Regions from separate parts of the Mus musculus genome. Here region 2 is linked to region 1. The links are chromatin contacts, found by Hi-C or POLR2A ChIA-PET in ENCODE. All regions are on one chromosome and are shown on one strand. Each heading gives the region's core, a stretch centred on a gene start or an enhancer-like site at or near the end of the contact. The rest is flanking DNA. Distances are from core to core; before and after follow the strand shown. Region 1 holds the start of Rest (RE1-silencing transcription factor). Region 2 holds the start of Polr2b (polymerase (RNA) II (DNA directed) polypeptide B).

Region 1 (3,195 bases), core at 265-2,764:
AAGAATAAAAAAAGTACTAAAAGACAAACTAAAAACCGAAAATACTAAAAGCGGGCCGCTTCACCTAGAGTCTAAAACACAAGCTCGCCCGCTCACTCGCTCGCTCAGTTACATGCCCCAACAAAAAGTTGAGCCCGAATGCCATCACAGGAAACGGCTCTCCCCTAGTTCAACAGCCCCACGGATTCCACAACGGACCTCAACATCCACTCTAAAGCTTCCCCCACGCACCTCGGCAGCCACACTCCCAAGGAAATCTCCACGTCTCTCGGGCAGACTGTGCTAAGCACAGCCCGAGAGCAACGTGTTGCACCGAATTCCTATGTGCCGCTGCCACCAGCGCCGGCCTCGGCGGCGGCATTCCTAACTGAAATAGGCATTCGGCCATTTTCTCAAAATACCAAACACAAAGCAGCTCTTTGCAAACTTGGGCCCTCTTGCTTCCTCTCCGCCACCAACCCGCGGGCGGTGCCTGGGCTCGGACCTCACGCGCTGCCCACCACCCTAGAGGCGCCTCCCCGGCCGGCCGCGGCCCCGCAGCCCCCTCCCCCGCCGCCCGCCACTAGCCCGGCCGGGACTGGGCGGAAAAGTTACCTCGCTACCCGCGTCCGATCGGGCCTGTACCGGGGCTCCGCGGCGCCCTCCCGAGGCTGTCGGCCCCCGGTCGCTGCGAGGGGCCCCACGCGGGCCGCCACCGCCGCCCCCGTGGCCCGGAAGTTTGCGAACTTCGCTCCCCCGCTGCGCAGAGCCAGCGCGGGCCGCAGAAATCGCTGTCCAGCCTGCCGCCGGCGCCGCCCGTGCCCCGGGCTGAGTCAAGCGGGGCGGCCGCCTTCCGGCCCTGCTACGACTGGGGGGGAGGGGGCGGCGAGCCTGGGACGCCGGCGGGGCCGGGGGCGTTGGGCCCGAGGCGGAGGGAGGGCGGAGGGGGGAAGTTTCAGGACCGCGGTCACCAGCAGCGGCGCTCCGGCCTCCGTGGCCCCGGATCTCAGCGCCGTGCGGAAGGGCCTCCCCGTGCTCCGCTGGGGGCCGATGCCCACGCCGCTCCGCACCAGCCCCCGGCCCAGCCCGTGACTCGCTCCGTAACTCGATCCCGCCCCCGCCCGGCCGCCGCGCCGCCCGAGCCACAGTATCTGCAAATCAGCCCTGGACAGCGCCTCGCGCCGCTCCGCGCCTGCCCGCCGCCCTCCCCCGTCGCTCTCCTCGCTCCGCCGCGTCCTACCCTCTGAACTGTGCGCCCACGGTCCGCCACCCCCGCGTCGCCGCCGCTCCAACTCCTTTTCTTTGTTGCTGGACTTTCGGGGGAGGGGAGGGGAGGGAGAGCGGGGAAAAGTTGGGCGTCGAGGCCCTCGAGATCCCGGGGTGCGATCGCGGAGCGGGATCAGACCGCCGGCCCTGGTTCTGCCGTCGCTGCGGTCCCGGCCGCCCGGGTCTGGGGCCCGCGGCCTCGGCGGCGCTCCTCGGTCTTCTGCTGCTGCGCCGCGAGCTCGCGGGAGCCGCACATTCCAGCACAGGACGCTGCGCCGCGCACCCGGCCCGCGCCGTCGCCGCCCGCCCGCCCGCCGGACACGCCCCCTCGCCGTCCGCGCGCGCCCGCCGACACGCCCCCTTCCCCGCCCGCGCGCGTGGCCGCCGAGCGCGCCCCGCCCCTCGGTCCCGAGGCTCGAAGTGGACTCCTGGCCTGCCTGGGGGCGCGCCTCGGGGGAAACTTACCTAATCCGCCCGGCCCCCGACTCCCGCCTTAGGCTCATTAAAGGGGCGGAACCTACTCCCTGAGCTTCTTTCTTTTATAAACAAATAGCAGAAGTTAGCCCCAGCCTTACCCGGGCGTGCACGAGAATTGGGGTTGTTGGAGGAAAAAACGTGCAGGCATTGACCGCCCTCTTGAGAAGTATTGTCACTGGCCTCTTAAGTAAGGCTGAAGCCTCGAAAAATACTGTTCAGGCCTGGCGTGTGGGCTCTCGCCGTTAATCCCAACACTCAGAATGCTGTTGAGACTGGAGGATCAAGAGTTAAAGGCCGGAGTTCAAGATCAACCTGGGCTACTTAGGGACACTAGTGCAAGAAATTAAAAAACAATACAAAACCCGAAAATCGGCCCTGGCTGCACAAGTCTGTAATCCTACTTGAAAGGCGTGAGCACCAGGAGATCCAGGTCATTGACTTGACAAATTGGGGGGCCCGGGGGTGGGGGATTGCTCTTGTCTGCAATCAGACTCAGAATTCAGTAGACAGAGGCAGGAGGATTGCTGAGAGCTTAAAGCTTTAGTGTGCTATGTAAGAATTTTCAGGCCAGCCATAGCTACAAAGTGAGACCTTTCTCAATCAAAGAAACAAAATCTAAGTGCCTGCCTACACAGATCTTTATGCTTAACTGTAATTTTAAGCTTCATGAGGTCAAAATGCTTTCACATTGCAAACTCTTAACCAGGAGAAAATCAGTCCTTGTGGGGGTTGAGACAAAGCCAAGTCCAGTTCAGTACCTGACGTCTTATAATGGGGACAGGGAGTCTCAGGTCCTGTCCCTTCTCACCTGAAATGCTTTTTTAGCCTGCTTTTAATGTCTTCCTGGAAGTGGGCCTTGTAGCCTTTAATTTGTAGTTAGTGAACTACCAGCTAGAGTTTAAAGCTCTCGGCCGCCTTCAGGGCCCGGCATTTCCGGATCTAAATGTGTGAACCTCTCGTTGGCATTACTACAGAGGTAGCAGCAGGTGGGTGCTAAGAGGCTGGAAGCAGAGCTTCAGGTTTCTCTGACATTTTCCTTTACCTCTTTTCTGGCACGCTGTAGAACCCATCTTTCAAAAAAAAAAAACAAAACAAAACAAAACCCTACAATATATTACTAGTTGGTACAAAATTGAAGGCAAGGCGGAATGAAGGCCCTAAGGTACTTGACCACCAAAGATTTCAATGGCTGTTTTTTCTGGGACAGTCTCCCTACATAGTCTAGGCAGGCATCCAAATTGTGGTCTTTCCACCTCTGGAGTGTTGGTCTTACAGGTATAGGCCGCTGCGCACCAGAGTCTTTTCAGTGCAAGCTCCGTGCATTGAATCAGATTTGAAAAGAACTCTTAGAGGAATAAAATTGAGGAAGAGGGAAATGAAAAGCAAACGAAACAAGAACTCCTTCCCATTGAATTGGTGAAGAGAGAGACCAGGTTGGTGGCTTGGGTCAGTAATCCAGATACTTAGGGTTCA
Region 2 (3,195 bases), core at 466-2,965, 45 kb before region 1:
TCACTAAAAAGCTTCTAATACTTTCCCAATGCTCGCTGATAATGCCAAACTGTAAGAGCCACTTACAGACATTCCAGTCAGAAATCCCACAGATTTTCTCAAGGTTTACTTTTATTTTATGCATATGATCTTTATGCCTACATGCACGCATGGGCTCCGGATATGTACTATTGGATCTCCTAGATTCATGCACAGCACGTTCTGGGAACCAAACCCAAGTCCTCTGCAAGAATGAGCGACAAGTACTCTTAACTGCTGAGCCATCTCTCCAGCCCCCTTGATTCAGAAACTCTGAAAGAGAGTCAACTCATGCCCACCATGCCCTGTACAGCTTTCCAAATAGTATGACCTTCCCCCACCCCCTCCATGCCTAAGACTGACTGCAGAGCATGGCCCACACTAGGCAGTACGAGCACCAGGCTACATCTCCAGTCCAGTAAGAAAGCTTCGTTTGAGCATCACGCTCCTGTTAAAAGTATCTGAAGAGTGAAATATGCTCTACAGAAATATATAGTCTGAGGGCCATGAACCTGAATTCAAACTCCAGGACCTCTATGGTACACCCCATGAGTGCGCCCACATTCATACATATGCACAAAATAAATAAATGTCATATGGTTTTAAAGCTCCTAAATTTCCTTCAAGTAAGAATAACTTTAAAAAGAATATAACGATTCTAATAGATTCTAATGAGGTATGAATGGGTCTGAGACATTGAAGCAATTTTAAAAGTTAAAGCGTTTGCTTCTATTGTTTCCATGAGAAAAGGGGGAGGGAGGGGAATGCATAGGACAGCCACAAAGTTGGGAGCTGGAATAAAATGATTTTTGATCAGAGAAAAGGGAGCTTAAAAAAAACACACACACAACATGAAAATAAAATGGGTAGGACTAAGAAGTGTTCATACAAAAAGTAAAAAGCCATTTTGTCCTCGTGAAAATGGAAAACATACCATCCTAGAACTGTCATCTCGTGGGAAGTGACCGCTTAAGGCCATCTTTTAAGGCAGTTTACTTAAACTGAAGACAGTGTGAAGGAATGTCAACCCAGAACCCGTTCTTTGTCCCTAATACGTCCAGAGTTTAACAATGTCTAACACAAGGACGTGGTCAAAAATTGAGCTTCCTGGGCCTAGAAATATGGCTCAGAAGCAGAGTATGTGCAGACAGGCCCTGGGTTCAATTCCCTGTGCCGTTTAATAATAATAATAATAATAATAATAATAATAATAGCTATTCAATAAGTCGACTGAAATGATAAATGAAATCAATCAACATCAAACAACTAAATGTTAGTTAATAAGCTACGCTATGTCGATTCTGGAAGGTGGTTACAGATTTAACGGGAGGCCGTGTAGGGAGCAATCAAGCCGACCCAGGAACGTGAACCCCGAGCCTGCACCGCTAGCAAAGCCCACTTCGTTCCCGGGCTAAATCGTAGGAACCAGGCTGCCGGGAGCCCGCGCGCCACGGACGGGATGCGGCGGCTGGCGCTGATCCCTGCTGCAGGTCCCCCGCCGTCCCGCCTAAGGGGCTATAGCGTGAAGCGTGCCTCAAGCGGTCACTTACCCTCGTCGGCGTCATACATCTTGGCCAAAGGTTTCTGGAGCTCTTACTCGGAATCGCAAAGCTGGAGACGGGAAGCGCGGCGGCAAACTCAAGAGTGCGATACCAAGCAATGTCCGTCTCCGACGTTCCCAGAATCCTCGGCGTCTCAGCGAGGGGGCGGGGTGTGAGGCTTGCGCCTGCGCAGACGACTGGCAAAGGGTCTGGCTGGACTTGAACTACGCATGCGCGAGTGATGACTAGCTGGCTGCCGCTGAGGACAGACGGCTCCTTAGCCAGAAGTTAGGTTACGCTAATGAAAGTTTCTTGCTGCGTGTTTTGATTTGTTTGAAGATTTATGAAAGAAATGGCTCCGCGTGTGGACTGAGCACTGGAGAACCTTCTGCTCACCCAGCTCTATCGAGTCCGTGCCTTTGCACGTCTGCCTGAACTCTCGAGTTTCAGAGCTGTCATCGCGAGAGTGCGAGAATCGGCCGCACTGTTGGACAGTTCCCTCTCGTCTAGTCGCTGGGGGAGGAACTTCTCGGACGCGAGCGCGCGTGCGCGCGCGAGGCCCCGCCCTCCTCGCGCTGTCCACATGCTGCCCGCGCGCCTGGCTTGCGGGCTGCTCTGCGGGCTCCGGCGGGGCCCCGCGCCGGCCGCTGCGTGCTACGGCCCAGCACGGTGGCTTCTGGAGGGGAAGTGTGAGGTCCCCATCCGCCAGCGTGCATCATCCTTGGGCCGTCGGGTTCCCCCGAGCTCCACGGCGACCGAGGACTATGCAGAAGGCCCGGACACGGAGGAACGCTTTCTGTTCCCGGAGTACGTCCCGGAGCGGACCCCGGAGGAACAAGTGCGGGAGTTGCAGGAGCTGCGGGAGTTGCAGCAGCTGCAGCAGGAGAAGGAACGAGAGAGATTGCAGCAGCGGGAGGAGCGGCTTCAGCAGAAGCTGCGGGCGGGCTTCCGGACGCTGCCTGTCCCGGAGTTTCCAGACGCCTCGGTGCCGCCCAGCGGCATCTACTGCTCGGGCTGCGGAGCCGAGCTGCACTGCCAGCATCCCGGCCTGCCGGGCTACCTGCCGGAGGAGAAGTTCCGCGACGCTGCCCAGGCGGAAGGCGGCCCGGCGCGGACCGTGTGCCAACGCTGCTGGCTGCTGGTGCACCACGGACGAGCCCTGCGCCTGCAGGTAAGCCGCGATCAGTACCTGGAGCTTGTGAGCGCAGCGCTGCGGCGTCCCGGGCCGGCTCTGGTGCTCTATATGGTGAATCTTCTAGACCTGCCGGACGCCCTGCTGCCCGACCTGCCCAAGCTGGTGGGCCCCAAGCAACTCATCGTGCTGGGGAACAAAGTGGACCTGCTGCCCCAGGACGCTCCCGGCTACTTGAAGCGGCTGCGGAAGCGGCTGTGGGACGATTGCATCCGCGCCGGGCTCGTGGTGGCTCCTGGTCATCAAGGACCACAGTACCCTGCCGGGGATGAGCCACTGGAGGAGATAAAGAATCAGAATCCGTCCTCCAGGTCCCGCACGGTAGTCAAGGACGTGCGACTGATCAGCGCCAAGACGGGCTATGGAGTTGAAGAAATGATCTCTGCTCTTCAGCGCTCCTGGCGCTACCGTGGTGATGTCTACCTGGTGGGCACCACTAATGCT

Evidence for each region. A loop is a pair of places that touch in the nucleus more often than their neighbours do. ChIA-PET counts read pairs that join two places held with the same protein, here RNA polymerase II (POLR2A).
Region 2: a map of left cerebral cortex shows a loop between it and region 1 (7-fold over the local background). The contact joins the promoter of Polr2b here to the promoter of Rest in region 1. A Hi-C loop is called at or near these places in 11 of 37 maps with a recorded cell type or tissue (CH12.LX, T-helper 2 cell, adrenal gland and 4 more). POLR2A ChIA-PET finds 5 or more read pairs at or near these places in 3 of 5 experiments (Patski and embryonic stem cell).

The regions. Positions count from the first base shown.
Region 1 is chr5:77,263,813-77,267,007 of GRCm38, reverse strand. Rest (RE1-silencing transcription factor) reads right to left here and starts at 1,514. Exons shown (of 4, transcript NM_011263.2): 1 at 1,220-1,514.
Region 2 is chr5:77,309,004-77,312,198 of GRCm38, reverse strand. It overlaps Polr2b (polymerase (RNA) II (DNA directed) polypeptide B), which reads right to left and starts at 1,715. Exons shown (of 25, transcript NM_153798.2): 1 at 1,569-1,715. The coding sequence starts at 1,587. It overlaps Noa1 (nitric oxide associated 1), which reads left to right and starts at 2,113. Exons shown (of 7, transcript NM_019836.3): 1 at 2,113-3,195. The coding sequence starts at 2,143.